Regions from separate parts of the Homo sapiens genome. Here regions 1, 2, 3, 4 and 5 are each linked to region 6. A link is a loop called in an ENCODE intact Hi-C map of the cell type or tissue named here. Cell type or tissue: A673. All regions are shown on one strand. Each heading gives the region's core, and the rest is flanking DNA. Links, peaks and the distances in the headings are about the cores only.

Region 1 (5,344 bases), core at 72-5,071, 1.4 Mb after region 6:
AAAATTATTGCATCCAATATTGATTAAAGGCAAAAAGACCAATGTATTCAAAGTCAACTGAAGAAAACAAAGGGTGCAAACACAAGATAAAGTAGCATCACTTTGAGGAACTAATTTAAACCAGAAAGCAAGCTTTGAAACAGAAAAGACAAAATACAATTCAAATCCTGGCTGAGTTCCAAATTTGGACATAAATCCTTTCACAGATGATATGCTAAAATGGGTTTGTTCATTCAGCAACTATTACGAAGAGCCTACTGCATGTCAGTTATCTCTCTGGGCACTGGGGAAGCAAAAGCAGACACAACAGACAAAACCCCTGCCCTTTGGGGCGTACACATGGATGGCGACAAGAGATGATACACAGGTGAGAGATATGGCAAGTCAGATGGTGATAAGTGCCATGGAAAAAAATAAAGCCAGAAAGTTGTGTGAAATGCCGAGTCCACTAGGGAGGGTTGCTTTTTTTGTTTTTTTTTTTTTTAATACAGAGTCTTGCTCTGTCACCCAGGCTGGAATGCAGTGGCACAATCTTGGCTCACTGCAACCTCTGCCTCCTGGGTTCAAGCAATTCTCCTGCCTTAGCCTCCCGAGTAGCTGGGACTACAGGCGTGCACCACCATACCCAGCTATTTTTTGTATTTTTAGTAGAGACGGGGTTTCACCATGTTAGCCAGGCTGGTCTTGAACTCCTGACCTCAGGCAATCCACCTGCCTCGGCCTCCCAAAGTACTGGGATTACAGGTGTGAGCCACCGCGCCCAGCTGAGGGCTGCTATTTTTAAGAGTGGTCAGAGACACCTACGCAGTACATAGATGACTTTGGGGAAAGATATTATGCAAGTGAGGAAGTGAGTCATGAAGGTATCAGGGAAAGGAGCACTCTAGGAAGAGAAAATAACAAATCCCTTGGAGGCAGGGATTTTCCTGGATTATCAAGCAAGTGCAAAGTGGGACATGTGGCTGGCGTGAAGTGAGCCAGGGAGCAGAGTAAGGGAAGAAGCCAAGAGGCATCTCAGAGGTCAGATCCAGTAGAGCCCTGGTGTCATTAACAGCACTGTGGCCGTCACTCTGTTCCGTAGAGAGCCACTGGTGGGTTTTGAGAAAGGGACTGAAATGAACTGATATTTAACCTCTATGGATTTGATGTCGGTGTATTGGAGTGAGGAGAAATGGACACAGGAAATGATGACAGCGGCTTGGATTACTGTCTTAAAACTGAGGTTTTATCCTGAGAAAATTCCCTTTTCTAAGACAGGAAGGACTGTTAAGAAGTGGCCTGTTTTGTGAGATTAGGATGGAGATCAGTTTGAGAAGCCCGTTGGACATCCAAACAGCAATGTCCAGTGAAAAAGAAGTTAAATACACATGCCAGGAGTTGAGGGAAGTAGTCCTGGCTGGAAAGAAAAAATTGGGATTTTTCAGAATATAGACAGTATGTAAAGCCTGAGAGATGAGATTAACCTAGAAAGCGAGTGTAGAGAGAGACACCTGAGCTTCCCTGGGTTCAAGAAGATGAGATACAGGCTGGGTGTGGTGGCTCACACCTGTAATCCCAATACCTTGGGAGGCCAAGCTGGGAGGATTGCTTGAGTCCAGGAGTTCCAGACCAGCCTAGGCAACACAGCAAGATCCCATCTTCATTTAAAAAAATATATATTTTTTAAGCTTTTTAAAAGAAGATGAGACACAGCTAGCAAAGGAGTGGAATAAGAGCTGCTGGTGAGGGAGGAAGACAACCAGAGCCATGTGAAAGAAATCATTTAAAGAGGAGTGAGTGATCCCCTATGGGGAAAAATAAAATGCTGCTTCTATGTCAATCAAGATGAGGGCTGAGTCACTGTATAGGAGGCAGCAATAAAAAAAATAAAGTAAAAGATGAGGGCTGAGGACTGACCATTAGGTTTAGCATCATGGAGGTCCTTGATTTTAGGAACAGAGCATCAGTGGAGCAGGAAAGGAAAGAAGGAGGGGTGGAAAGCCTAGGACATCAGATACAGACAGCCCTTTGAGAGGTTCTGCTCTAAAATGGACTGAAAAATGGCCAGGTGCGGTGGGGCATGCCTGTAGTCCCAGCTACTCGGGAGACTGAGGTGGGAGGATCCCTTGAGCCCAGGAGTTCAAGACCAACCCAGACAACATAGTGAGAGCCAGTCTCAAAAAAAATAAAATTAAATAAAAAATAAAATGAATTGAGAAATGGAGAGGCTGCAGGAGAAGTGGGGTGAAGAGAGATAGGAGAAATTACAGCAGAGAAAGGGAACGTTTGATGATAAGGAAAAGGACGAAGCAACTGCTGAAGTGGCATCCAGTGTCAGGCTCCAGAGGAGTGAGGGGCTCTCTGATCAAGAGGAGGGGCTGGTCTCAAAGAGGGTGAGTAGAGTACAACCATGGTAACAGCAGGACGCAGAAGCACTGGCACGGAGGCAAGTAAGAGGCTGAATGTGGAAAGTCAACCCCCAACGTGTTGGACCAGTTAATGCTGCTGGTCTCTCTGAGAGGTAACTATGGAAATCTATAATAAGCCAAAGCAGCTGCACCCACAGCTGATGTGAACCTGGAAGATACAGCCATGTGAGAGGACCACGTCATTATTATGGAAGGGGTTCTTAGAATTGCCACCCAAGTAGATTCTGTTGGAGATGGGAGGAGAAAGGGAGGAAAGGGAGTAGAGAAGGCCACACACAATCTTAAATTCAATATTTCACTCCCGTTAAAGATAAGCTGTTTATAAGCTCCAGTGTAGGGCATGTAATTCTATGTAAAAACTCTGTGGTTCCTCTTCCCACATGTAAATCATGATCACTCTACATTCTGCTCTCTGGGAGCCCTCAAGGCAAAGAGACAACAAGACTCGAGGTATAGTAATAAAAGTCTGGGTATTATAAAATCCACCCTGAGCTCCAAGAAAAGAATAGAAAGAAGGAAGCTCTGAAAAGTACTAATTTACCAAAGTTCAATGCAGTTTTGTAAATTTTTATTAACATCCTCGGAAATCCAAATGCCCATCTTGAAACTGAGGGTTTTTTTCCTCAATTATGGCTATATATGCTTTAAAGATAAACTATGAATTCTCTTTAAACTAAGTGCCTTGATAAAATAATGAGTATTAAATACATTTCAGACCACAGAAAGGACTTATCACAAGTCTTTGTGGTAGCTGAGGAGTGCCCCCTACAGACTGATATGCACAATGCAAGCAGATGAAGAGGAAAGAACTGAGCAGCAGTATTTCAGGATTCTCAATAAGGCATCAATGAAAAAAGGTAAGAAACCTTTGCTGAACAAAATGTGACACTAAAGGCTAGGAAATATATGGACACTATGAATTCTTGTTTTTACATATTTGTAAACAGCAAGAAATGAAAAACCTTTGTTTGGACTTTTCTTCTTTTTGACTCTCACCACCGATTGCCCGCAACTGAAGAATGTATTAGTAAAGTCTGTTTTGTTCTTTGGTTACTTCATATCAATATTTGAATACAAATGAAAATAGTAAAATAGTAAAAAAGATATTTTATTCTGCTGTGCAAAAACAACTACCTGGATTCAGAAATTATTTACTTCAGATGTCGGCAACAAAAATAAAACGTAACATATCTATTAAAATGAAGTTAAATGAATTCTAGTTTGAGGTTTTATTCCTTTTTGTAAAGACTCCACAGAGAAGTATTTGCCTTCTATGAATGTTATCGCTTAAAATGTTTATGTTTTTCAAACTAAAAATCACAAAAAGACATGAAAAACATATCCTATGTTTATGAATAGATTTAAAAATATATAAATCTATAAATGTCAAAATATATTACTACACTAAGATTCAATATTACACACTATATAAAATATATTACAATAATATTTGAGAGGCAGAAAGTTATATAGTATATAACCTCATCATAGTTAATAAATTTCATACATAACAATATATTCCAGTTTAATTTTCCATTTGTAAGAGAAAGGAGACAAAATATAATTCAAAACCTTTACATTTTTTATTAAAGATTTTTAGAAACGAATACTGGTGCAATTTAAATGTACCAATATGTTTGATGTCTTTAAGTTAAACTCAGAATTTTATAAATACTTAGCAATGGACAGAATAGTATTTATCCAAATTAACAGCCTTTTACATGATCTTTGAATAAATGTAGATCTTTGGAAAAATGCGTTTAACATCATAAAATGTTCATTTAGACTCAATTTCACATACACTCAGGAGATATACATAAATGTATGTGATTAAATTGATAAATTACACTTCCAAGCATTTTCATAAAGAATGTTTTTCACACTCAGAAAGAGACAATTAGGGTCATGTTTTGATGGCTTCTTTTTCTTATGGAATTTAATAAGATATAATCAAATATTTATATATTGCTTCTTCTAAAATTTTTTAAATTGCATAATAATGAAATTAGAAAATATATTCTTTCCTGTAGGTAATAAAAGCCAATGTACTTACAAAAAACTGCTTGCTATATTAATCTTCCTAAGTGTTCTGGTTATTGACCTAATAATCACAATTGTCTCTTCTTTCCCTCTTCTAATAATATATACATGATGCATTCAGATGTTAAAATGCAGCACTTGTGGAAATGTCTGTTAAAAAATATTAACATATAGGCCCCAAAAATGTATAGTACATTCGAATTAATGAAACTGACTGTTTTTACATGTAATTAACCTCTTGAATGCACTCACTCTCATTATAGAATCCTTGCCAAAATGCAGTATTGCATTTTGGAAGGAATGAAGGGGAAGGGGAGGAGAGGGGAGGGGAGAGGAGAGTAGGGGAGAAGAAAGAAGGAAGAGAGAAAGAGGAAGACAGAGGGAAGGGATTAGGCAGGTCAGCCAACTGATTTAGGTAAATGAATCCACGTTTATAAACATGCACGTTGTAAAATTAACAATTTTCAGAAGAAAGGAAATAATTTACAAGAATAGCATTGATTCAGAAATAAATGTTATTATTCCTAGATAACAAATACAAATAAAAAATCAAATGCCTTAAATATACAATGTTGATTATATGGTCTTATCTTGTGGAAATGTACAAAAGTACAATTAAGATAATTTTGAATAAACTTTTATTCAAATTGAAAACACAATTTTATGTTGCATATACTCCTTTGGTGTTTAGAAGATATCATAAATTCAGTTACTTCCTTATGCCCCAGAAAATGCGGATATTTTTTAGAAAGGCTATTGCTTTCATACTGTTTCTAACATGAAAAACGCTACCTTTTTTGGCTAATACAAAGAAACCACAATTAACAGTGAAACCATAAATACTTTCTGTGTTAACCACAAATGGCCTTTCCCATAGAGAAATGGCTTACATGTGT
Region 2 (5,344 bases), core at 94-5,093, 250 kb after region 6:
TGGGTGCCTATAATCCTAGCTAGTCGGGAGGCTGAGGCAGGAGAATTGCTTGAACCCGGGAGGTGGAGGTTGCAGTGAGCTGAGATTGCACCACTGCACTCCAGCCTGGGGGATAGAGCAAGACTCAGTCTCAAAAAAAAAAAAAAAAAAAAAGAAAAGTATCTTTTTCTTTTTTCGGTCTTTATTCTATGTAGTTACAAATAAATATATTATAAAATATTATATATATTCATATAGAAACAAGATATGGTTTTATAGGTTATCTTTGGGCTCAGGGTATTTTGAAACATTTTTTCCACTTAAAAATCTGTCTTTAGGCTGGGCTAGATGGTTCACAACTGTAATCCCAGCACTTTGGGAGGCTGAGGCAGGCAGATCACTTGAGGTCAGGAGTTTGAGACCAGCCTGGCCAACATGGTGAAACCGTGTCTCTACTAAAAATACAAAAATTAGCCGGGTGTGATGGTGCATGCCTGTAGTCCTAGATTCTCAGGAGGCTGAGGCACAAGGATCGCTTGAACCCAGGAGGCAGAAGTTGCAGTGAGCTGAGATCACGCCACTATACTCCAGCCTAGGCAACAGAGTGAGACTTGGTCTCAAAAAAAAAAAAAGAAAAAAAAATCTGTCTTCAAAGGTTTTCACATTAGTAAATATAAATCCACTTCTTTTCAAACTTCTGAATGCTATTCCATGGCAGAGAGACATGTTTGTCATTTAATCATTCCCCTCCTGACGGATACTTGGGTTGCTTCCAAGTTTTCAAGATTATAAACAGTGCTGCAGTGAATATCCTTGCACACCTTTTTTGGTATACATTTATTGAGACAGATCCCTGAAAGTAGAACTGGTGGACAGGCCTAAAGTTTAATTTTGCTATAAGACGCCAGTTTTCGAGTCTATTTTATTCGGTGCTTCCAGATAACAAGATTTGTAAAATTGTAAAGTAAGTTATTTCTTGACAGGATCCATCCTAAGGCTAACATTAATCCAGAAACAAACCCACCAGTGCCTCTGATAATTATGCTGTATCTCAGAAAGCTAGGAATACTTGGCCACAGGCACAGTTCTTTAAGCTTTTAAAGCTTTTCTGAGCCAGTTGTGGTGGCTCACGCCAGTAACACCAGCATTTTGGGAGGCTGAGGCAGGAGAATCGCTTGAGCCCAGGAGTTGGAGATCAGCCTGGGCAACATAGGGAGACCTCATCTCTACAAAAAATTAAAAAATTAGCCAAGTGTGGTGGTGCCTGCCTGTGGTCCCAACTACTTGGGGAACTGAGGTGGAGGGATCACTTGAGCCTGGAATGTCAAGACTGCAGTGAGCCATAATTGTGTCACTGCATTCCAGCCTGGGTGACAGAGTGAGACCCAGTCTCAAGAAAGAAAGAAAGAGAGAGAGAGAGAGAGAGAGAGAGAGAGAGAGAGAGAGCAAGCTCTTTGGGAAGCTGGGCAACCTAGCAAGACCCCACCTCTCCAAAAAAATTAAAAATTAGCCAGCACACCACTGCACTCCAGCCTGGGTGACAGAGCAAGACCCTGTCTCAAAATAAAAACAAACAAACAAACAAAAAAAGTAAGTAAAGCTTTTCTGGGGCCTGCTAAAAAGTTCGAGATCTGGAAAAATTGTTCCCTTCAATATATAAAACCTAGAGAACGCTAAAGTTAACACAGATTTATTAAATCCCTACAAAATTTATCATTGTGTCAATTTCATTAATATTACATTTAGTATTCATAAATGTTTCATTGTTGGAATTCTCTTTAATTCTTTCCCCAATCTGCTTTCCTCCCTAAGTGAGGGACCAACACCAACCCTCTTGGTTTCTCCTTACTGTATTCAGAGAAAAGATTCACCTAAAAAATAACTTAAGGTCTTTCTTTTTCTCCTCTTTATTTTGGGTGTCTTTCTAAGGAGGATTGCCTTCTGCTCCTCGTTTAGGAAGAAGGCAGCTTTAACCAGGACAACAGTTTGGGGACGGAGCTCCCTTCCCCAGGAGGGGGCAGTATTGAGGAGAGAACTGCATGTGGCCAGTGGCAAAAACTAGGGGAGAAATTCTTTCTTCAGTCTTCTGAGAGAGCCCATGGAAGACAGCGAGAACTTAGAGGGCAACAGACCCAATTCATTTGGTGGGTTGATAGGGCAGGGGCTGTGGGTCACAGGCTCCCTGTTGTGGGGATGAGGCGGCAGGCAATGTAAAGGATCTCCCTCTTGATGCAGCTTTCATTCTGAGTATCAAGCTCTTTTTTAATGTACTTGTTTTCCTCTAGTGCTTAATTCTTAGCAATGACATAGCATCCTGCTACATTTCATCATGAAAGTACTGTATTTCAGCAGCACTTTGGGTTAATCAGTACTGTCAGGATAGGCTGGGAGCCTAATCAACAATAGTGTTTCTATGAAGGATGACAGAATTAGTGAATGTAATCACCTCAAGTGTTTCTTGGCTCTGAATTTAATTCAACAAGCTCGTGTTGAGTACTTACCAAGTATCCTGCTAGACAGAGAAAACCCTGAAAATAGGGACCAGCTATTTATTTATTTATAAAATTTATTTGTTTATAAAATGCATTCAGGGTTTCCAACAATGGACTTACACAGGAACCTTTGGAACACCATCCATCCCTGACTGGGCACTCTTCACACGGGCCATGTATGGGACAACCAGACGTTTCTGTTTTCCAAAGAAGTTTGTGATTCCCTGGGAAATGTCCCAGGCCAGGGAGTTTTTTGTTCAAGGTTTCTCTGTAATAAGTACTGTGTGGGATACTTTATGGATTGACCTGGCTAAATTATGTTGTTTTTTTAAGCTGGTGATTTTGTAGTTTACAAAATGATCCACAGAGTTTGGCAGTTTGCAAGCCTTAAAAGCTTGAGATGCATTTCTAAGAGTACAAATATTCCCTTTGGCCATTTGGGCCACAAAACCCTGAAGGTTCCCTTGCTTGGAGATTGTTGGTGGTCTTCCTTTTCTGCAGCCTGGAGCTCTGCCTGGAGCCTTTAAAAGTGAAGTGGACTAAACTCTGTTAAAATTATATGAATTGCCTGACTACTCCTTACCCTTATCCCCATGAAAAGTACCTGATTGTTAACATCTCTTTATAGATATATCCAAGATGTAGTGACTTCAGTTTCTCCCTTTGCCAGACAATGGAGGTTGACTTGTGTTCTTCATTCTATAGTTCTCACCCACACATCCAGGAGAGTTCCAAGGGAGCCATAAAGGTACACCAGTGGATTTCAGCATTTGAGAAAGTCTCTCAAATGTCATATGTTTACTTCTCTGAAATAAAACTGCACAGAAAAAGAAAACATCAACTGTCTTTTGCTTTTGGCTGAAATTGTATAAACTCACCAGTTGAGACATTGGCCATACGGAGATGAGGAAGAGCTGGTCCCTATTTTCAGGGTTTTCTCTGTCTAGCAGGATACTTGGTAAGTACTCAACACATGCTTGTTGAATTAAATTCAGAGCCAAGAAACACTTGAGGTGATTACATTCACTAACTCTGTCATCCTTAAATGGCCAGATCCTGCAGTTATCCCTTGTCTTGGCCACTGCACTGTCCCTACTCAAGAAGATGCAGGCCAGGCATGGTGGCTCATGCCTGTAATCCCAGCACTTTGGGAGGCTGAGGCAGGCAGATCACCTGAGGTCAGGAGTTTGAGACCAGCCTGGCCAACATGGTGAAACCCCGTCTCTACTAAAAAATACAAAAATTAGCTGGGCATGGTTGCACATGCCTGTAGTCACAGATACTCGGGAGGCTGAGGCAAGAAAATCACTTGAACCTGGGAGGAGGTGGAGGTTGCAGTGAGCCAAGATTATGCCACCGCCTGCACTCCAGCCTGGGTGACAGAGCAAGGCTCTGTCAAAAAAAAAAAAAAAAAGTTTAAGTTCCTATTGAAATACAAAAGTTTCTAGGAGAAGAGGGAGGAACTTGTATATTTCAAACATATTGTGTGTGGGGTGTGTGTGGTGCTTGGCAGTTAATAAAGGGAAGAGTAGAGAGGCTTAACTCTTCTAATTCCCTCTTATTACCATGGAGCCTCAGGTTATCTTGTTAGCAGTTTGGAAACCTTGGAAACTTGGCTTTGAGGATCTAGGAAACAAAATGGCACTGGGCAAAGACTGTTATGCATGGCAGTGACTTACTTTAGTGCTATGCTGTCCAATCCAGTAGCCCCCAGCCACATGTGGCTCTGGAGCCCTTGGAATTCAGCTAGTCCAAAACTGAAATGTATTATAAATATAAAACACATACTGATTTTCAGAGTTAGTGTGGGGAAAAAAAGAACATGAAATATCTGAACAATGTTTTGTATTGATTACATGTTGAAAATATTTTAGAGGCCGGGCACGGTGGCTCATGCCTGTAATCCCAGCACTTTGGGAGGCCGAGGCGGGCGGATCACGAGGTCAGGAGATCGAGACCGTCCTGGCTAACATAGTGAAACCCCATCTCTACTAAAATTACAAAAAATTAGCCGGGCGTGGTTGCAGGCGCCTGTAGTCCCAGCAACTCGGGAGGCTGAGGCAGGAGAATGGCGTGAACCCGGGAGGCGGAGCTTGCAGTGAGCTGAGATCGTGCCACTGCACTCCAGCCTGGGCGGCAGAGCGAGACTCCGTCTCAAAAAAAAAAAAAAAAAAAAAAAAAAAAGAAAAGAAAATATTTTAGATATGTTGGGCTAAATAAAATACATTATTAAAATTAATTCTACTATTTTATTTTTAAAAGATGGCTACTAGAGCATTTAAAATTACATAAGTTGCATTATATTTGTATTGGACAGCATGGCTCTAGTGGCTAGGAGGACAGACCCCCACCTAGAGGGCGCTAAAGTCCAGTGCATGGGCAGAGGTGCTACCGAATGAGACTGCAAAGGCAGGAATGTCACTATGAGAAAAGGGTGGCCTCAAAGCAGGGGGAGTAACAAAAACTCCCCAACGTGTCTGGTTTGCAGCCTGGCTAAACACACAGGAATTTCCAGCTTGTCTTCCCATCCCAAGCACTTTGATTTCGTTTGTGTGGACTCCTGTCCTAGAGAATGGTGTGGGGATGAGGTGCAGCTCTCTATGACTCTAACTAGATTTGACTTGGGGTTAGCTTCTGAGATGATACCAGGTTCTACATGTGGAATCTACGTTGTAGATTACTGAGATGTTGGATATGAGCTTGTTACCACATCAAGCTTAGGAAAGCTGATAATTCTGTTTATTTGGTTGATATAAAAATTTCAGATAATACATTTTATGTGTAAGAACTTGCTTTATTGTTTTTCTAAACTGACATTGTGGTTTGACTCATAGACATTGATATCAAAGCAGGAATAGCTGAATTTTGCATAG
Region 3 (5,344 bases), core at 212-5,211, 270 kb after region 6:
TGGTACTTTGTCCAATACCCATTTCAATGACATCACAGCACCATTTGCTAAAGATTGGACATTAGTTACGGAAAAAGACTGAGACACTTTCATTTGTTAATGTATCTCTGCCTTTGTGAACAAGAATACAAAAAGGAATAGTGAATTGACCTTGTAAATAGTAATTTTTGTTTTGATCCTATCAAAAAACAAAAAGGGGATAATTATAGAAAGGATGATAAAATATCATTTATATCCCAGGATTTATGATAAAGTCAGTGGGTGGTATATTTTGGGCTTATCCTATAATATTCCATTCAAAAAAATTTCCCTACTTTTGCTAAATCAATTTTTTATTAGATTTTTTTTTCAAATCTTATTTTAGAAATTCCTTCCTGTTGGTTCTTAAAAATGACACCAAAATGTGATATTTAAAAATCTATAAACAAACACTTAAATTAAGGACTAAGTTAGGTCTGGTTTTTGGAGAAAAAATACACAACTTGGGAGAATGCTTTTATAATACCAACAATCCCACCTTTTTCATTGTTTTGTTTGTATATTCATTCATTTAATCACATATTTGCATATATCCAATATTTTTTGTTTTGCTTTGAGACAGGATCTTGCTCTATTGCCTAGACTGGAGTGCAGTGGCACAATCTAATTGCAACCTCCCCCTTCAAGCAATTCTTCTGCCACAACCTCCTGAGTAGCTGGGATTGCAGGTGCCCCCCACCACGCCTGGCTAATTTTTGTATTTTTGGCAGAGACAGAGACGGGGTTTCACCATGTTGGCCAGCTTGTCTTAAACTCCTGGCCTCAAGTGATCCACCTGCCTTGGCCTCCCAAAGTGCAGGGATTATAGACGTGAGCCACTGTGCCTGGCCTCATATATCCAACATTATTAAACAGGGATAAAACAATAAAACTGGCCAGGCATGGTGGCTCACGCCTCTAATCCCACACTTTCAGAGGTCGAGGCAGGTGGATCACCTGAGGTCAGGAGTTCGAGACCAGCCTGGCCAATATGGTGAAACTCCATCTCTACTAAAAATACAAAAATTAGCTGGGCATGGTGGCAGGCGTCTGTAGTCCCAGCTACTTAGGAGGCTGAGGCAGGAGAATCGCTTGAACCCAGGAGGCAGAGGTTGCAGTGAGCCAAGATAGCACAACTGCACTCCAGCCTGGGTGACAGAGTGACACTCCGTCTCAAACAAGAACAAAAACACACAAAAAAGCAATGAAACTATATTTTTCTAGTCTTTCCCCCAGATATGTCAATGTTATATGTAACTTCATTCCTAAAATTCAGCCTCCCTTGGAAGCAACTGCTACACTCTTAAAGATCTTCCAGATTTTGCTTTTATTACAATAGTGTTAAAGGAGTATGCCTAACTAAGAACGACAAAATATGCGGGAACATAATAATCACAATGATAATGAGTGCTCTGTAGTCAAACTTACTGGACTGAGAGTAAGAAGAGGAGAGTTCCAGTCTCAGCTCAGTGCATGGGGCGTTTCTCATCTGGAGTATGATTCTTTGCTTCTACTCAGTTCAAGCTCCTCACCAGTAAACTTTAGGTTTCCTTCCAAGTTTGAAATTCTTTGTTTTTTATGATTCTCTTTCAAGAGGCCTTGATGACTTGGCATTAGGAGAGTTGTTATGAGTTGTGGGTTCCCAGCGAAAGATGGATTTGTGTATAAGCAGATCCTGCAGTCTTTTATCTGTGGGAGTATTGACCAGGAAGTCTCTGGCCGTTCAGCACAGGTGTACGGCCACACTGGGTGCAGTGGAGTGGTCTGCAGGTTCACAGTCTAACTGTTTTCCCCTTGACCTTGGTTTAGTCTTGTTCTCTAAATATCAGTCATACCTTAAAATGAAAGCCTGTAAACCCTTACTTAAGTCTATAGAGTCAGAAAGAGAGAGACTCTTTTGCTGACATTACTGCAGCAAAACTGGCAAGTCTCATCTGAGCTCCTATGCTCAGCTCCTATGCTGGGATCACCTAAAACTCTTGGAAATAAGTGACTTGGAAAATACAGTGAGAAGGTATTAGGTCACCTAAAATATTAAAAGGGCTCAAAATTTGTGGAACTGAGACTAATTCTAAACCACTGCTATACACATACATACACACTCGTACATATTTACATATGGCATACGTATATATATGGGCAAACACATGTAATGGATATATTATATATGGATATGGGCAAAGGAGGTGATCTCACCTACAAATTTTTCAACAATATTTAGACCTAGAGAATATAATTAGTTCTCCCCCATCTTCTTTGCTCTGCAACAACGGGGAATTAGGAGGGAGCTTGGCCGTCTGTTCCCTTCTCTGCTCATGGCGCCTTATCTGGAGAGCAGGTGGAGTCCTCCCGAGCTCTGTGCTGAGAGTCCCGGCCGCTGGCAGCAGGGCCGCCCCGAGGCCAGAACACAATCCGGCCTGGCGCCCGCGGCGGCTCCCCCTACCGGGAGTCCGGAGCAGCGCCGATGGCTTGGTCCCGGGTGGCACAACCTCTCCCAGCCGCCCGCTCCTTGGAGGCTTCGCCGGAGGGATCAGCGAGCTACCGCCCGCCGGGCCGGACCGCGCAGAGCGGAAGCGCTCCGCCCGGGTAACAAGCATTTTCCAGCACAAGAAATTAGTTGCAAATAAACATCTGAAACGCCGGTTCTGTAAACCAAGTGCCCACCGCACGCCTCTAAACGGGCGGGGCCGTGGGGGTGGTGGGGGTGAGAATGGTGGGAAAGATGCTGGGCCTGGGAAGGAGCCAGGGGTAGGGGTGGATGCAGGGAGGCGCCCCACCAAGCGCTCCCCGAGTTCAGAGGCGCTTAAGTTACCAAGGGATTAGGGCTGATCTCAGGAGAGGTAAACGACCATCCTTGGAACACGGAGCCCTTCTTCCCTGCCCGGTATCTGCGCGTGCCTTGGGTAGTCCGCACAACCCTCCCCAGCTCCGGATGCCCTGGGATACCCGGACCCAGGAGAGAGCGCGTCAGCGGGGCGCAGCTACTTTGCACTCGCCGATTCTGACACAACAGATAGTTAATTGGGGCCTTCGAAATCAAGGACTAAGGTGAGCAGAGGAGTCCCCCAGCCCCTGGCTGTAGCCTTTGGGACTTCTCTCCCGCGTCTTGGGTCAGAGCAGCGTCCGCAGCAAAGTCCTTTGGGGTGAAAGACCCGGGTGCGAATTAGTTTCAAAGTGGGAGGTTGCTTACACGTGAGCGGGGTCGCCAGCTCTTTGAAGGGCGCACGGTGCGGAGGCTCCGGCAAGGGTGCAATTCCCGTGCGCGTGTTAGCGCAATGCGCACTCCGCTGGGCCCAAGCAGTCATCAGTTCTGCCAAGTGGGTGCTGCTCCGGGTACCCACTGGTGTGGTGGGTAAGTCGGGAGCAGAATAATGAAGCGCATTACCTGGGAAGCCAAATTTGCAAAGCTTAACCCAATCCTCCTCGGGGGCACTTCTTGTAGAATAAGCTGTTGGTGTATAGCAGCCATACATTTAACAAATATATGGGCATAAAAAATGATAGAAAATAATAGGGTGAAGGTTTGACCCGCCACCAGGCTTCTTGCCCTCGCCTCTTCCGCAGGCCGAGGGCAGTTTTGAGTCAAGTGCAATACGCAGTGGGTGTCACCCAACCTCTCCTGGCTCTGCTGAGGTCGTGATCCCTCTGACCCAAGCAGAAACCCTCCAGCTTCGGAGCAGCCCGTCGCCTCCGTGCCCCAAGTTGGCATCCCGAGACCAAGCTCCAGGGAGTCGGGGGTAAAGAAAGGCCGATGCTCAGAGCGTCCCCAGCATCTTCCTGGGGATCCTCCGCGGCAGGGGCTGCGACCTGTGTGTGGAAGAGTCGTCTTAGCCCTTTCCGTTATGGGGCTCTCAGGCAACAAGATTCCACGGGAGACTGTGACGACCTTCTCCAGCTGCCCAGACTTTCTTGCCCGACTGGGCTGAACCCGAGCACAGAGACTGGTGTCTTCCCAGCCACACAATCTTGATTCCCAGCCGGGTGACCAGCTTGGTCTAGGGAGTGAAGGAAGGGGGTAAAGGGGAGAGGAGGAAGGGATTCGTTTCCTGTCTGCTTTCTTCTCTCTGCCTTCTCAGAAGCTGTGCTGTTACAGAGAAAAACTTTCTAAACTACCTCCCCATTTTTCTGGAAGGTGTTGCACACATCTCCCCTTCCCTCAATACACACAGCTTTCTCTACCCCCTGCTCCTCCCACTTTCCGGAAAAATGTAATAGGTGTGAACATCGACTAAGCCCAGTGTCAGTAGCACAGCAACAAGCTAATGTGGGAAGGGGTTTCGCTGGTGTTTATTTCTGAAGTTGCTGATATACTCGTGGCAAGGGAGCTTGGCTTGTTGCAGAGTACGAAGCCAAGCCCGGGGCGCCTAGGCTGTGAACACCTCGCGCGAACTTGGTCCGGCCTCTAGGTCCCTGGCCTCGGGCCCTTATGCTCTGCCGGGGGCCAGGATCAGGTTCCTAAGAAAACAGAAGAGTCAAATAAGTGATCTCGCTACTTTACGCTCCCTGCCCACCCCCACCCCCACCACCACTTTTCTTTTCTTCTTTTCTTTTTTGGTTGATGGTCTGTCTGTACTGAGCGGGTATCCCAGAGCTGAGGTGCAGGAGTAGTGAGCGATGCCGGGGCTGGCTTTCCTAGATTTAGGAACCGCCGGGGGGCGGAGGAGAGTCGAAGGGGCATCCACTTCTTTGGAGGGAGGACGCCGTTTACTTCCCGCAGACGACGGGCGGGAAGACCTCGGAGCTGAGGGCTTCTTGGGGTGGCTCTTTGAGCAGGTAATTCTGCGGCGAAATCGAGAGCGGGTGACTGACACGCTCGGTGACGACGGCCAGGCGGGGCAGCACCCTTTCCGGTTAACAAAATGATTAACCTTCCTGCCTTGCCTGTAGTGGGCTCTCCCCTCCTCCTTCACCCTCCCTTCCTCCGGGATTAGGGGGTGCTCTTTTCAAGGAGAGACTGGAGACTCGAGATGTGGGCCCTTTCTCGCCTCCGCGCGGCCTTTCCTCGGAGCCAGGCTGGGGAACCCGGTGAGGCACGCAGACCAGTCCCTTCGAGACGCCCGCCTCGCGGAATCGGGTTCACCGGCCCTGTCCCGCACGGTCCCCTGGGTCATCTCCCCCTGCAACCACTTGTCTGAAACTTACCAGATTCCAACCTTAAGGCAGGAAAAAAAGTGTTTCATATACAAACTGATCAGGGTATTTGCAGATAATTGCGAATGTCAAATACTCGGGCGTGATGACAAAGTGCAGAGATTGCCAGGGCCAGAGCTTGGCCTGAGGGGCGGGGGCTGCTGGCGGGGCTCCAGGGCCACCTCAGGCCTGCCCA
Region 4 (5,344 bases), core at 258-5,257, 140 kb after region 6:
CCAGCTATGGGCTTCCAGCAAGTTGCTGAATTCCCTGTGCCTCAGTTTCCCATAATGTAATAAACTAATAAATAATTGAAATGAATTAAAATGAAATTCACTTGGATTTAAATAAAGTAAATGAAACTTCCATTAAGGACTTTTCCATTTTTAAAATCTCTTATTTGTATGATTACTTCATTGTCCTTCCTAAAGTAAACATTTATGATTATGTCTTTAATGTTGATTTTCTTGTTCAGGTTTTCTAATTTTACTGTGGGGACTAGTTTGTTCCATGGAACTTGGTGTCATAAGTCTGATTTGAATCTGTTACATTTTTAGAACACAGAAGTTTCAAGTGTGTGTGTGTGTGTTTCATTGGGTAGCTGTAGACTTGTTACTTTTATCCCATGGGTTTGGATTTTTTAAAAATATAAACATTGTTTCTATTATTACTACCAATAAAAATATGTAAAATAGAGATTTATATTTTCACAGTCTTCTTGTCAGCTGAGTTTGCAGGAATTTTGGTTCAATGCATGTATTTGTCAGTTGCACTGAGGCAGGCAATGCACTTGGCGTCTAGAGGGTGAGGAGGGGTGGGTGGGGATGGGTGAGAGTGAGGAGTTTGAGGGGAGTCAGAGGAGGTCTCTAATTACACCAAGTTCTTGACACACCAAGGGGAGTGATTAATGCTTTCAGAGGTGTTACAATTTAGTGTTTATTTGAATGTATTAAAGTTTGCTTTGCTTTAAAATTCATCACATTTACACTTTGAAAACAGGACTACTGAGTTTTTTTTTTTTTAATGTCAAATTCCATTTTGTTTTTCCTCTATTGACCAGATTGAAATGATCGGGACCTATGCCTCAGGCTCGCGTCATTGCAAAGTAGCCTTTGAAGGACACTTAAAAGATTCTCACACCGACTTAGAGCAATCTCGGAGAATAGCTGTGTAGCTCAACGAACCAGTGAGAGAGGCCTGAGGACTAAGGAGAAAGTGTTTGGAACGTGCTTTCGAGGTTGCCATTGCTCAGCGCAGGGCAGGGCGTGCGCGTAGCGCGGCAAGGGGGACTAAAGGGACCGGCCGCGGCCACGAGCGGGCGGGGTGCGCGCCGGGGGCTCCCGGGAGGCGCGGTGGGAGGCGGCCTTGTCTCCAATCGCAGCCACCAAATTGCTGCTCCCTCCCTCCGCTCCCAGCACTGGGCTGGCCCCACGGAGGAGGCTCATCAGCGGTCCCGGTGGGGTAGGCCCCTCAGGCAGTTCGCTGTGGTCACCTCCCAAGTTCTCCAACTCCCTGACACATCTGCTTTCCCGAGTGACAAATTAAAACGTCTGAAGCGGCCGGAGCCCGCTGCCGCCAGCGCACATGGCTAACATGTGAAGCTGTGGGATTCCCGAGTTTTGACGCATTCCGTTTAGGACACAGGGACAGCAGTATTTAGCAGTTGACACAAGAGGGGTTTCTACTGCCTGCCAGGCAGCTAAAAGGCTGCAAGAAATCTTTTGTGGGTTCCCTGAACGCTTTGAATTCTTCTAGCCGGCCTGACAGCCCTCCACTAGCACTCTGGAAAAGACTGCAGTGTTCTTCTAACACTGGGCGAGCCTTCATTATGAGGGTGAATGGGATCCCAGGAAGACTTGAAGTGGGGGAGACGATAAACGCCAAGAAAGCGAATTCTGTCTAACGCCGTGCTGCAAAAAACGCAGCAGAAACACCAGCAGACAGGATCCCACATCCGTCCCTCAAGATTCAAGGGGTGAAGGGAGCCGCAGGATCTCAAGTGGATCTTAACTCTCTCTGCCCCCCACACCTCACCCACCTCTCCCCTCCCCAGCTCCCTTCTGCCCCTGCAGGGTTTGTGTTCAACATCAAATTAAGTGTTCATGACAGCTAACCACAAGTTATTAAATGTGATTCACTGCCACATTGCTGGGCCTTCACTGGTGGTGCAGAATAACCACTTAGACAAACCATTTGATTCATGGCATTGATACAAAGACTCTTTCAGAAGAGAGAGGCCTTCTCAGGCCTTTAGCTGAAAATTGTTTTATTTCCGTTATTCTCTTAAACAGGTCAGTGAGCTGAATTAAACCCCAAATCCTTTCTAACTGCTTAGCTGTGAAGTCTTTAAGATATTACAGAGCTTGTGAGAAGTGGCTGCAGATTGCCAAGTCAGCGGAAATTTAAGAAATCAGTGTCAAAAACGAACTTGTGTTTGACAAGTAAGACAAACGATCTGCAGCCAGTACGAAGGGTGGCAATCTTCTAATGTTTAATGCTCTTAATAATTAGGTTTCCTATCATAGAAAGGCATTATTATTTTTGAATAACTCCCTGCTGTGAGAGAGAGTTGATGAAATAGTGATTGTTGCTTTTCTTGCGTTTAAATTTCTCCTGGTTCATGCTTGGAGACAGTGAAGAATGAAAGACAAATGATCTTTCAACCATCAGACACTCGGTTTCCTTTCTTTTCTTTTCTTTCTTTCCTTCTTTCTTTCTTTCTTTCTTTTCTTTTTTCTTTCTTTTGCCTTCCTTCCTTCCTTCCTTCCTTCCTTCCTTCCTTCCTTCCTTCTTTCTCTCTTCCCTAATTCATTTTTTTTTGTTTGTTTGTTTTTGAGTCATGGTCTCACTCTGTTGCCCAGGCTGGAGTCCAGTGGCAAGATCATGGCTCACTGCAGCCTGGACCTCTCTACTGTTTTTCTATTCAATCATTCCAAGCCCTGGTGTAATGTTGGCTTGTTGTGAGTGTCGCTGCCCTCTCCTGGGTGGAGTATGACATTTACTGCGGTGTTAGGTTTTGCCTGTGCTAAGCCAATGGGATTTAAGGATTTAGAAGGTCCTGAAACAGGAAGCTGAATGGTCTTTGTTCAAAATTGGCTGGGCTCTGTGTTCTTCCTGATGATGCCACGGAAGATTCCTGGATAAAAGTACTTTGGCCTGTGCTCTCTGCAGCACACGGGTGTGGAGGCTTACCATCTGTTTATAAATGGCATCCAGAGGTGATAGATTGTTGAGGTATCCCAAGCTTATTGAATTTAAAGGGGGTACCAAGTTTGTGTGGGATAAATTCAGATCTAAGTTATCATCACTCTGCCAACAGCATGTAATTCATTTTCTTATTACCAACATAGTCTATTAGAAAATAAGTTAGCTATGTAACAAATTGAAGTCTAAGAAAATATCCATATTAGGAAACCTAGTTCGATGATTAAATTAAGCAAGGATTACTTTGGCGTGAATAATTCCACAATCTGCTTTTCTGTCCTGAAAAATGAGTTTAGCAAGGCATGGCTGTGCTTGTAATATTTAACAGCTTTATTTTCAGAGTTTTGAGTTATTTCCTCTCTATCAGTCTTCCAAACATCTTGGTTTAATGTCAGCTAATGTCACCTTCACTATCATTTATGAAATTTACAGAATTGGTTCGAGTCAAACAAATGTCTTACTAAAGGGACCATACCCAGTGTAATACATATGTTTATTTGTGTATTCATTTATTTATTCAGCGTATATTGAGTGTTTCTTCAATGAAAGTTATCTTAAAGTAAATCAAAAGCATTTGGTCATTAAGATGTCATTTAAGGTAATAGTAGAAATGTAATAAAAGCCCAATTCACCAAGATACATGAAGTTAAAGTAAAAGCAAGTTTTCTGTTTAACCCATGATCAAGCCAGCAACCCTTTTCGTTTCATTTCTTACTGAAAAATCTAAGTGGATGACTCCCTTCTTCTCCCTTTTGGCTAGGATGGAGGGAAAGAATCAAATCTTTGGTGACTCAGTATATGGCTAAATTACCACCCTTTTTAAAAAAGTAATGTTTGTTTTATTACATTTAATACACACGTGCCCAGTATGTATGCTGAAAATGTTTTGTTGGCTTTGTTGTTGTTTTAGCTAACACTGACCTGTTTCTTTGATTTTTGATTCGTTTCCTCAAATACAGAACAAGAAGTAAACCCTGGATAATGGAGGATTTGGATTACAATTAATCAGTGTTTTAATATAATTTAATAAAAGATGTCATGTTGCCTGCAAGAGTTAAGGTGATCTTTACTCAGAAAGCAGTGCTATCATTAATAAAAGTGATTGAAAAACAAAGGAATAATTGAGATATTTTTCTTTACTTCGAACTATATATTAAAATGGTCACACTGATGGCTTTTTAACTTGCAACTTTTTGCACTCCTACAAATATCTGATATAATCTACTAAATTGGCAGGATCAGAGAGAAGGTTTAAAGTTCACCAAGAAACATTTTGCCACATGATATAAAGCAAATAAAGCCCTAGAGTTCAAAATTAGCCAACACATATGATAATTAATGGATGAGTATTGGAAGAGTAAGAAACTTGGAGAGAACACGAAATTAAAAAAAAAACCTCTAATGTAAATTGGCAAAATTTGCAGTATTTTATGATTCATGATAGATCCATTTGAGTGTATAAGTAGATTTTGAAAGTCAGTACTTGTCTAGGATGGCAAATGTATTCAACACGTATTTATTTAATCTAATCCCTACTATGTGTCATTCTCTCTACTGGATGCCAGCATTCAACAGTGAACAAGATAACTTTCATATACACTGTGCCCTACATTGGAGAAACTATTAAAAAAAAAAACCTCAGTTCTCACAAAATATCATAAATGCTCTTCATTCATTCCACTAAAAATTATTTAATAAGAGCCTAGTATGAACTGGGAAGGAAAAGGGGAACCATCTAGCAGAGCTCTTAGTCTGAGACAGGGTAGGAACCACACAAGCTCCCAATAAAGAATAAAAGAGTTGGCCGGGCGCGGTGCTCACGCCCGTAATCCCAGCACTTTGGGAGGCCGAGGCGGGCGGATCACGAGGTCAGGAGATCGAGACCATCCTGGCTAACACGGTGAAACCCCGTCTCTACTAAAAATACAAAAAAATTAGCTGGGCGCAGTGGTGGGCGCCTGTAGTCCCAGCTACTTGGGAGGCTGAGGCAGGAGAATGGCATGAACCCGGGAGGGGGAGCTTGCAGTGAGCCGAGATCGCACCACTGCACTCCAGCCTGGGCGAAAGAGCGAGACTCCGTCTCAAAAAAAAAAAAAAAAAAAAAAAAGAATAAAAGAGTTAGGAAGAGGCAATAGATATGTAGGTAGAAGAAACCGAATGCACAAGGGGCTGATTGAGAAAGCATAAAAGAGTTTGGTAAAAGCTCTTGCAGAAGGAAGGAGGGTAGGGTGAAATAAAGCTGGAGATGCAGTAACAGCCAACTGACTGAGCACATAAACAAGCCGAGCATCTCACAGCAACCCTTTGAGGTATGTGCCATTGTTATCCCCATTGTAGAGATGAGGAAATTAAGTCAGCAAGATCACACATCTAGAA
Region 5 (5,344 bases), core at 57-5,056, 1.4 Mb after region 6:
GGAAGTCCAAGAGACAAGAGGAAGAAACAATCTTTTTTTGAAGGGTTAGGAGAAAGTTGAAGATGCATGAAGGATGGGATATTTATATTAAATCCAACTCAATGCCTTATATTTTAGCCCACAGCTCCCAATTAAAGAGGGTGAGATTTAGAAAATCAATCAATAATTAACCAGTTGTTTGGAAAAACAGAAACATGCTTCAAGGGAGGGAACATTATAGCAAGTGAAGACAAAGTTTAGGGTCCCTCACTTCTTCCTGTCCCTTAAGCCGGGCCCTTGGAGCCTAGACAAGTGAGCGTGTGCCTGGTGTCCAGTGGCCCCTGTAAGGCAGTGTAGGTGGAAGCTCTCCCATGAGCCCAGCCTTCTGACCCACTTTCAGCTGGTCAACCCAGGAGACCTCACTTTGTCTTCTTGTGGCCAGAAATTCATCCTGAAATAGAGCAATTCTGAAAATGGGAGACTCTGATTTTTAACTGCCCCTGCCGGCCTCTGTGCTAGAGTTTTGCAGACCCCGTACAAGTTGTCCGATTGCAAAGAACTCAGTTATTGCAGCCTAAGTGAGGGGTGGGCACAGCAGCAGAAGTGTTGGGGCAGGGATGCCAGGGCAGAAGAAATTGCACTGTGAACAGGGCGACAGCTTATAATTGAGTTAAATGTATTATCTTTAAGCGGTTGAAGTCTGAAAGGCAAATTAACCTAAGAAGCCCTCCATAACCATTATGGTGGGGTAAAAAGCAGATCACTCTAGGTAGGAAGGGTTTCATCAGAGGCCAGGAAAACTAGATGATTGGCCATTATGTGTAAATTGGAATCTGTTTTCACAATAATCAACTTGTTAATTTTCAATGAAATTATTTCAAAGAAATTTTAGCATTTCCTGAACTCTCTTTATTTGCTTCTATCCTTTTCTTTCACCAGATGGACATAATGTCAATGTTTAAAAGGAAGTATTTATGCCTTTCTTTCAACAGTTAATTATTACCTGTCAGGCAGCTGAAGATATCAGGCAAGGCTAAGCAAAGTAAAATGTGTCACTTTTCCAGGCAGAAATTCACCCACTCAACAAATGTATATTGAGTACCTGATGTGTGCAGGGCACAGAGCTTGTTTCACTGAAAGCTGGTCAGTAAACTCAGAAAGAGAGAGAGCCCATTGCCCTCCACCATTCTAAACTTACACAAGCAAGGAACCAAGATGTTATGGATTGGACTGTGTCTCCCCAAAATGTATCTGTTGAAGCGCTAACCTTCATTATCTAAGAATAAGACCATATGTGGAGATAAAGCAGGGGTCCCTAAACCACTTCCCACCCCTCCCTACCACAGACCAGTACCAGTGTGTGGCCAGTTAGGAACCGAGCTGCACAACAGGAGGTGAGCAGCTAGCAAAGTGTCATCTGTATTTACAGCGGCTCCCCATTGTTTGCATTACCGCCTGAGCTCCTCCTCCTGTCAGATCAGCAGCAGCATTAGATTCTCAGAGGAGTGCCAACCCTATTGTGAACTGCGCATGTGAGGGATCCAGGTTGTGTGCTCCTTTTGAGAATCTAATGACTGATGATCTGTCACTGTCTCCCATCACCCCCCAGATGGGACCATCTACTTGCAGGAAAACAAGCTCAGGGCTCCCACTGATTCTATGTTATGGTGAGTTGTATAATTATTTCTTTATATATTACAATGTAATAATAGAAATAAAGTGCACAATAAATGTAATATGCTTGAATCATCCCCAAACCATCCCCTCCCACCCCACCCATTTGTGGAAAAATTTTCTGCCACAGAACCAGTCCCTGGTGCCAAAAAGGTTGGAGACCACTGAGTTAGAGCCTTTAAAGAAGTGTTTAAGTTAAAATAAGGCCTTTAGGGTAGGCCCTTATTCAATCTCCCTGGTGTCCTCATAAGAGGAGGAAATTTGGACATGTGAAGACATGCCAGGATTCCGTGCGCACTGAGAAAAGACCACGTGAGGGTATCATAAGAAGATGGGCATCTACAAGCCACGGAGAGCGGCCTCAAGAGAAACCAATCTTGCTGACACCTTGATCTTGCACTTCTGGCCTCCAGAACTGTGGGAAGATAAATGCTATTTATTTAAATAGCATTGTTTAAGCCACCCATTTTGGCTTATTTTGTGATGACAAAAGTATTTCTTTATAGCAGCCCTAGCAAAATAACATATAAGCCAAACATTTATAGGACCAAAATGACTTAGTTCTTCCTCATGCACGGCAAACTCTAGTTCCTTCAGTTATCATTTTGTGTCCTCTTTTTTCTGGAAGTCTCAGCCCTAAATTAGTCCCTGAATCCTCTAGACAAAAACTCACTACTCTTTTCCTGTAACAAAGGAATTTGTATGTATGGGTATGTGTGTGTGTGTGTGTGTGTGTGTGTGTGTGGTAAATATCCCATAATCAAAAACTGTTTCCTAGTGAGTTACAGAGACAAAATGCTTGAAAAAGTATGTGCCATCTTGTTACATTCTCTTAATTCTCTTTAGAGTGAGTACAATAAAGTAAAACTTCATTATATCATGGAATATAGTTTGTACAAAATAGTACTACTTCTACATTGAAAGATTAGTTCTGCCTGGATCCAGTACACATGTCATATTTCTGGAAAGTCATTTGACACGAATCAGTCTAAAAAATAAAACAAGCAGGTGCATAATATATTACCCAGAATAAAATAAACATGGCTTCATTTGTAAGTGCCAGAGTATTCGTCCATTAAATCTCCATCAGCTACTGCATCTTTGGCGCCCTCTTGTGTCCATTTTGGGATAGGTTTTTTTCGTGGAATTTGCGAGCCATTCACCCCACGGCATCTCTAATTCAATCCCTCAAAAATGCAAGCGAGCACTCGATAGAAATCAATCTCTCCTTTGTCTACATAAATTATACCAATTGTAAAAATACTATTTGGTTAAAATATATATTATAAGGTTTCAAATTTTAAGTAAACATTTCTATACCCATTTGACTTCCTGAATATTTGAGCTTTTTTCTGTAGATTATTATAGAGAAAAGTTTTTTCTCTTGCTTTTATAGTTAATAGGTATTCATATTTATTTGTTGATCCTTCAGCATTTTAGTTCTAAAATGTAGGTCCCTTAGGTATCCTTTAAAAATTAATTTTTAACTCAGATTTCCACTGAAAAATATTATGTAAAACATTTTTACAAATCAAACCATAAAGCATGTTCTCTGCCATGACTATATCTGTACAGTTTTGTTTGAGATACCAATTGTTAATACCATCATTGCTATTTCCACCAAAAAGATGAATAAATATAAGCAAATTCCCAAAACATGACTTCATGCAGATTAGCTTAGTACATTGGTGATTACAGTACAAAGGTCACATTGCGTGTTAAAGTTAATTTCCCCAATTCTGATCTAATAAGGCATCCACCTTGGTTATTTCCTTGTTTTGTATAGATATCATAAAATATGAATTGGCATCTATATCACAAATCATCTGGGCCTATCCCTATTTCTCATTACTAACATTTAGTTCAAATACCATTCATCAAAATCTAACCACCCAATTTACATTTATACTGTATTCAGATAAATAACCATGTTCATCTGGGGCATGGGCTTTATTTCTCCTGAAGGCATAATTAGGGCCAGGCGTGGTGGCTCATGCCTGTAATACAGCACTTTGGGAGGCTAAGGTGGGAGGATGGCTTGAGCCCAGGTCAAGGCTGCAGTGAGTCATGATTGTGCCACTGCACTCCAACCTGGGCAACAGAGTGAGACCCTGTGTCTCAAGAAAAATTAAAAAATTTAAAAATAAAGGCATCATTAAATTCCCCAAGTAAATTCATTAAAATTTACTCCGTAGGCAAGGGACTGGCAAACTGACAAATAAGGACTATTTCAGAAGTTTCCAAAAGATGCAAGGCAAAATAAATACCTCATAAGTCATCAGCGAGATGGACAACTGTTGAGAACAAACAGAAGCAACTTTACGCTGGAATCAGCAAAAGCTGCTGTGAGGTAGAACAAGAACGTTTGACAGCAAAGTGTGCACCAGCCAGGGACCTTGGACAGATCATCACCAGCAAAACAGGGATAATTCTTACTGTATCCATTGTTAATGGGATAGCACATAAGAAATACTTAAAGAAAAGGGTATGAGTAAAAAGATGCATTTAATGAATTAATGCAGTTTAGATATTTAATATAGGGTTAGAAGCAAATATACAAATAATGCTTTTATTCTTAGAAAACATCTTTATTCTTTCAGACTCTGAGAATTAGTCTAAAGTTGCAGATAAGTACAAAATTACAAACACAAAGCCAGAATTCACCTTTTTGTGGGGGAACATGGGAAGAAGGTAAAGCAAAGTGTCTGTGATTTTGTATCAACCTGGTTAGGCCACAGTGCCCATTTGTTTGGTCAAACATTAGTCTAAATGTAGCTGCAAAGGTTTTTTTTTTTAAATAAACTTTGAATGAAGCAGATTAACCTCCATAATGTGGCCGAGTCTTATTTAATCAGTTGAAGGCCTGAATTCTACAGCAGATTTTGAAAATGCCAATATTCATAACGGCATGAGCCAATTCCTTATAATAAATATTTCTTACACACACTCTCTTTCTCTCCACACACATACACAACACACACACTCACACACACATCCTTTTGGCTTTGTTTCTCTGGAGAACCCTGGCATACGTAATCCATATGTTTTATAAATATTATATATATTTATATTTATATATATATCTTACACATACTCTGTATGCATATATATGGATGCATGTGTGTATTTCTCATAGAACAAGGTCAAAAGTATCCTTGACAAGGGTACTTTTATAAATAGGTTATAGCGTTCTGGCAAAGCGGGAATTAGTTGAGGATTAAGATGTTACAACCTTCTCCAGGCCTGAATGAAACTATGGCCTGAGATTTTCTAATTCCGCAGGAGCTTGCCTCACCCTAACCTCACTGCAAGGTACCAGGTGGGTCATGCACCCCTCATTACACTGAATCTGCCCCTCCTCCCCTCTCTACTGTCACTCTCTAGCCTGTGACCTCCTTTGCCTATGACAGTGTCCTCTCTGGTCAGCCTTATTCCAGTCCTCCCCACACCCTTCTCCCCAGTGCAACCACCACCTTCTCGCCAGAGGAATCAAATCACATCACTCCCTTAAACCTTTGGGTGGCTGTCACTATGCCTCCCCTTTGTCACTGTCATTCTTTTAAAACATAATTACTTGTATTTCCTCAACCACACCCCCATTGTGTACTACTACACGCCTTTACAGAAGTGGCTACCGCTTCTTGGAATGGTCTCCTCTTGTCTTCTCTTCTCCTTCTCATGCAAATCCAGT
Region 6 (5,344 bases), core at 121-5,120:
GTAGGACTACTTTGAATAAAGAAGAAATTAAAATAAGGAAGAGAATCTCAGTGCAAAATTCTCCAGGCGTTGATCCCCGAACATTCTAGGCATTATGATAAATCCTAAGAAACAGAGTTACTTTGGAGCCTTTGAGCAGTTAATGGGAAAACAGAGGAATTCCCCCCACCCCACATTGGTATAGTAAATGGAGGGAGGTACCCACAGGGCCAGGGGAAAGAAGGAGCAGGGTGTAAGTCTTCATGGGAGGCGTTAGGGAAGTGTTGGGGGTAGTGGGGGAGTCTTCACAGAGAAGGAAGACTTGACTTGAATTTGAAAGAATGGTTAGGAGGGGATCAGATGAACACAGAAGCCCCAGGATGCTCTAGGCAGAAGGACCAGTGTATTTAAAAAAAAAAATTGAGGCAGAGAGAACAAGATACATTCTGGAAATAGCAAATAGTTGGGTCTGCTGTGGGGCATATGAGGGCGGAGGGTAGGAAATGAAGCTGGAGACGGTAGGCAAGTATTGGTTTATGAAAAGCCCATGTGCCATGCTAAAGAGTCCAGATTTTATCAAGGCAGCCAATATTACATAAACTGTATTCCCCAGATTCGTCGATATGTTAATAGCTGTTCCATTAATTTAAAAACATTCTGTGGTCCAATATATTTGAGAAATGTTTAGTACAAAAAAGTTAATTTTTTTTTTACTGTAGGATTTTCAGAGCATTAATATGTCAAGAGGAAGATATAAAATGAAGCTTTCTTAAAACCTTTGATTTGGTTTTGAAATACTTCTTATAGTGCGCTTGTTAACATCTAGTTCCAGAGGACAATAAAGAATTTTGAGGAGGGAAGTAACATTTGAAAATATTTTATTTAGGATTACAAAGACAATTCTGGAAGCAAAGTGGAGATGAGCTAGAGAATGTTAATGAGGGGGAGGTGTTTTTGAAGGAATATATTATTTGTTCCGTAAGTATAATAATTATTCTGAAATGAGTAATATAAATATGTCACCTAATCGAAAGGGACTGCTAATTAAAAAATAAAATGTTGAATTAGTTCTTATTTAAAAAGCATGGTGGTGCTTTGTGGGCCAGTGCTACTTCCTACAAGGAGTTCATCAATTAATTAGGTACATATTTAATAGACTTCTTTGGTTACCCAGTTTTGCATTTGTATTTTCATAGGTTGATATGGAGACTTTGAGTTTTGTTTTTTCTTTTGTTTTGTTTTATTTGAGAGACAGGGTCTCACTCTATCGCCCGGGCTAGCGTGCAGTGGAGCGATCATAGCTCACGGCAGCGTCGAACTCCTGGCCTCAAGCGATCCTCCTGCTAATGCCAACTCTAAAATACCCAAGGCAGGATGAACACAGGCTGTCTTCTACTTATTAACTGCACGAACATAAGCAAGTTATTTAATCTTTCTAATTGCAAATTTTTTAACATATAGAGGGGAGGTCATAATTCCTGCCTCAGGGAGTTGTGTTGATAGAGTGGCATGACCGTTCTTTGTGATCTGTGAAGGACTGCCTGAATGAAGACTTGTGAGACACTGCAGGAAGCTGGCACACAGTGGACCCTCTATAACATTTGCCGAACCATTTCATGAAAGTAGATCCTAGCCCTGTCTTCTAACAGCATGAAAAGGGGCATGTGCTCAATTTGTGTAATCCAAATTTTCAAATCGAGAGTTGCTACCTGTTAGCTCTCCCCAGGACTGCCACCTCCCTTTCGTGTGAATGTGAGTTGCGTTTCCAGACTCCCCTCAACAACCTCCCTCCGAGTTTTCCTAACTCAAAGAGGCTACAGGAGATTCAATGACAATTGCCTTTGAGGTTGCCAGAGCAGGCAACTCTTTGTTTCTAATGAATCCATTGGATGGGCCTTTCTCCCCTGCAGCCTTGCTCTTGGAGATCACCTTGATCACAGCTCACCCCACGAAGCTGGGGAAGGGAGGGCACCTATGGAATGTCCTTATGGTGTTCTAACACGTCCTTAGAATGGGGCTCCAGCCCTGTGCTCCACTCCTCCGGGCAGCTCCCATGATGCTCAGATTAGGGGGCAAGAGGGAATGGGGCAGAAAATAAGGCGATTCAGAGGCTCTGGAGAGCTCTCAGAACTACAGCTTGGCTTGAGTTCCCACTCTACCTTTTGGTGGTGCAACTGGCTACGTCAGACTCTGAACTATTAACACCTGCAGAGTTTTCTCTTCTCCAGGCCCTGCTCCATCTCAAAAGTTTCCGGCACCACCGTGGCTGCCTTTGTTTCTCTTGTCCTTTCATTTAGGTGGCTCTTTGCCAGTGATGGTAGCTCATAAAGATGACTAACAGTCATAAAATGAACCGAGTTGTTTTTCCATGCAATAGTGATTCTTTGCAGTTATAATTCTTCTGAACTGACAGCTAAGAAGTGAAAAAAGGTGCGGTAATTGAAATTAATTTCCCCTTTAAACAGTGGTTGTTTTCCACCCTCGAAGTTCTTCTGGCGGCAATGCGTACTCTCGCCAGCAGGGGGCAGTGTTCATCTTTAAATGACGTGAGCCTGGCAGGCCCGGCTCCCAGAGTTCGCAAACCCCACCGTGTCCCAGGATCCTAGGCCCTCCAGAGCCCATACTGAAGTTCTTCTACACACAACGTCTCCTGAATGCAAATCTTATGGACTGGTAAGTCTAGATTTGCTCTGAGTTCTGACATTAAACAAAAGCACTTCCATAAAACGGAATGACGGGGACTTTATGGCAGCATGCAGCGTTATTTTCATTGTGAATAATGTTTTAAGCATTTCGGGGTGTTGGGATGGTCACAGAGTAACTGAAAATCACTCTAGTATTATCATAGCTGCTAAACTGGGTTTTTTGTTTTGGTTTGGTTTTGATTGTTGTAGTCACCCTGAGGCTGTTCGAATAAGCAAGGGAGGAATGAAACAACTTTCTCCCAATTAGCCAAACTCCTGTATGGAGGCCTCTGTTCTTTCACATAAGCATACTCTAGCTTCCCAAAACAGAAGTGTGTTGTCCACAGTGTGGTGACTTGGATTTTGAATGTAAAAACTAGAATCACACTATGTTGCAAGTCAACTTTTAACCAATGAATAGATGATAAGCCCAATATACTCTAAGTTTTACCCGTAAAGCTCCTTCTGAAAATAAAAAATTCGCAGCACACATTTGTGTGCATCCTTGCAGTTTTAGCCCCCTGTTGATAAGAGCACCCCGATTCCGAAGTGGTAGAGGGTAGGGAAAGAGGAAGGGCTATCTCCTCTCCAGTGGCCTTGAGGCAGGAACCAGCATTCAAGAATGTGAGTGAAGTCGGGTGATTAAAATAGCCACACTGCTTCAAACTTTGAAATCTTACTTAAAACACAGTCTTCATTTTATTTCAATGAGAGACATACACTTTAAGGAAACATTTAACATTATTTTTCCAGGTTCTTGAAGAATTTTGCATTTCTTCCTTCCTTCTGAGACATGGTTTCTAGTAATTTCCCCATACAATTTGGGCTTCCTGTGACTGAGAATTTATTGCAACGCCTGTCACATTTTATGGTGCTATTACGAAATTTAACTGAAATACATGAGAATGGTGTGTTTACAAAGGTTGTGCAATCCTCTGAGTTAATAGAAACAAAGTTCCTTTGGAAGAGTTAAGTGGGTCTTAAGCTATAGTACTGAGAGAGGGATACAGAGAGAGAGGAGGAAATTTAGCCCTTACAGTCTTCACCTTTGCTTCACTCCATCATTATTTGCTTTTCTCTTTACCATCATTGATAGTTGAATTCAGCATTCACACCAAAGCAGCTGTGTATTGAAACGAGCTTTCTTAAGAGTTAAGGAATTTAAAGCACTGAGATTTTGGACTTTGGGAAACACAAAGTGAATCATTTGACCTTGAATTGTGTATCACAATCCTCTGTTTCAGCATGAAGACTGCATATGTACATGTTTAATGAAAAAGACCCTTAAGGTTTGCAAGGGGGAAAAAAAAAGCAATGCCCTAGATTTATATATTCCATTAAACGTGATCTTCACAGGCTAATTAGTTAGTAATTTCACCCTTGCTTGTAATATAAACCATTTTATGCTCAATAATAATAAAATCTATGTAAACCAGGCTCTTTATTAATAAACATGATGTGCTTCTGGCTTTCAAATAAAATAATGCTTTACGTGCTTTCCTGTCTATCATGCCTAGACTAATCACACAGTAAAAATCAAACAACTAAAACAGTAGTTTTTATCTCATGCTGTAGAAAAACAATAGAGAGACCACGTCAAGAGCTTCTGAATGAGCCATGAACTAGAGAAGGCTGGGATGGGGGAGAGAAACCCAAATCTTTCTTTCAGTGTATGGTATCGAGAAACTTTTAGGCTCTTAAAATGATTCAAAATATGTTTTTGAATAATGAGCAGACATCTATGGAATTGCAGGTGAGGGAAATGACTGAGAATCCCGTTTCTTATCAACTCCCCCAACCTGTGAGAACCCAGTGAAGCAGTTAATGGAGAGGCTCCGTGAGCCTGTGCCGTGAGGCAGCTGTGGTCATTGAGGCAGCTTCCCCAACAGACAGGAAGAAACAGGGAACCTTATGTCTCAGGTTCAAGTATCATACAAATATCTTCTAACTGAAACGCTCCTAATTGTGGAATTTGCATTACTCTACCTCTCAGTAATAGGTCACACCCAGGCAGGACCAGCTACGTGACACGCAGGGACCACTGCAAAATGAAATGCGGAGTTCTTTATTCACGTTATTCAGCCTTTCAAAATGATGCCAGCAGAGCATTAAACCAAGTGTGGGGCCTTCTAAGTGCGGGACCTATGAGCCTATGAAGCCAGCTCTGTGCCCAGGAGACACAGTGGCCCCAGGCGTGACACACAAAATTAATTTTTTTCTACACATTTCATCTCTCTAAAAGATTGTTTTAGTCAACACAGGAAGAGTTCTGGTCATTTTAGCACCACTATGAAAGTTTTCAAAAGGATAATTCCAGGTAACCTTTCTGTTGATATATTTAGTATACCTATGAGTATTTGGAGAACTCTGGAAAAATAAAATATTTATTGACAAATGAAAATGTCTTTACTAGGAAATATATTATTTCAAATTCAAAAGTATCCAAGGCAATCTGGGAAATTCTATTCATACTATGAAGGCTCCTATCTGAAATTTCCTTTTGTTAGATAATAACAAAAATAATGGCTAACATTCATTGTTTATTAAGTGCTTTATATGTATTAACCTGTTGATTCACTAAACAACCCAGTAAGATGGGTAGTATTATGCCCAAATTATAGACTGGAGGCAGAGAGTGATTAGTTAAGTCACTCAAAGTCACAAAGATGGTAAGTGACAGA

Evidence for each region. Hi-C counts contacts between places; a loop is a spot of excess contacts. Peaks named below come from ENCODE experiments on the same cell type or tissue, not always from the same donor. Only the 100,000 strongest peaks of a DNase experiment are listed, where the experiment ranks them.
Region 1: it touches region 6 in a loop (3-fold over the local background); 3 of 110 quality-filtered maps call a loop at or near these places.
Region 2: it touches region 6 in a loop (4-fold over the local background); 14 of 110 quality-filtered maps call a loop at or near these places.
Region 3: a loop joins it to region 6, with 4 times the contacts of the local background. A loop is called at or near these places in 17 of 110 quality-filtered maps.
Region 4: it touches region 6 in a loop (7-fold over the local background); 8 of 110 quality-filtered maps call a loop at or near these places.
Region 5: it touches region 6 in a loop (17-fold over the local background); 75 of 110 quality-filtered maps call a loop at or near these places.

Annotation. Positions count from the first base shown.
Region 1 is chr2:198,372,397-198,377,740 of GRCh38, reverse strand. LINC01923 (long intergenic non-protein coding RNA 1923) reads left to right here and starts at 2,644. Exons shown (of 3, transcript NR_110267.1): 1 at 2,644-2,858; 2 at 3,124-3,265. In A673, for the core only: a CTCF peak has its summit at 3,181 (motif pointing left); a DNase peak (open chromatin) is centred at 3,170.
Region 2 is chr2:199,485,639-199,490,982 of GRCh38, reverse strand. No RefSeq gene overlaps it. Among named protein-coding and RNA genes, the nearest start is that of SATB2-AS1, 20 kb to the right of the region's middle. In A673, for the core only: CTCF peaks have their summits at 1,975 (motif pointing right) and 4,818 (motif pointing left); DNase peaks (open chromatin) are centred at 1,992 and 4,832.
Region 3 is chr2:199,468,736-199,474,079 of GRCh38, reverse strand. SATB2-AS1 (SATB2 antisense RNA 1) reads right to left here. Exons shown (of 2, transcript NR_026830.1): 2 at 1,322-4,473. It also overlaps a transcript of SATB2 not described here. Among named protein-coding and RNA genes, the nearest start is that of SATB2-AS1, 3.3 kb to the right of the region's middle. RefSeq lists a silencer at 2,353-2,542. In A673, for the core only: a CTCF peak has its summit at 2,471 (motif pointing left); a DNase peak (open chromatin) is centred at 2,449; H3K4me3 peaks cover 678 bases; H3K27me3 peaks cover 1,437 bases.
Region 4 is chr2:199,599,881-199,605,224 of GRCh38, reverse strand. No RefSeq gene overlaps it. Among named protein-coding and RNA genes, the nearest start is that of LINC01877, 5.5 kb to the left of the region's middle. In A673, for the core only: a CTCF peak has its summit at 2,759 (motif pointing left); DNase peaks (open chromatin) are centred at 2,124 and 2,744; H3K27ac peaks cover 3,244 bases.
Region 5 is chr2:198,307,282-198,312,625 of GRCh38, reverse strand. The region is part of intron 2 of LINC01923 (long intergenic non-protein coding RNA 1923); the gene reads left to right. Among named protein-coding and RNA genes, the nearest start is that of LINC01923, 65 kb to the left of the region's middle. RefSeq lists a silencer at 2,627-2,921. In A673, for the core only: a CTCF peak has its summit at 2,760 (motif pointing left); a DNase peak (open chromatin) is centred at 2,755.
Region 6 is chr2:199,737,159-199,742,502 of GRCh38, reverse strand. It overlaps a transcript of FTCDNL1 not described here. Among named protein-coding and RNA genes, the nearest start is that of FTCDNL1, 110 kb to the left of the region's middle. In A673, for the core only: CTCF peaks have their summits at 2,294 and 2,493 (motif pointing right); DNase peaks (open chromatin) are centred at 2,532 and 3,572; H3K27ac peaks cover 1,984 bases.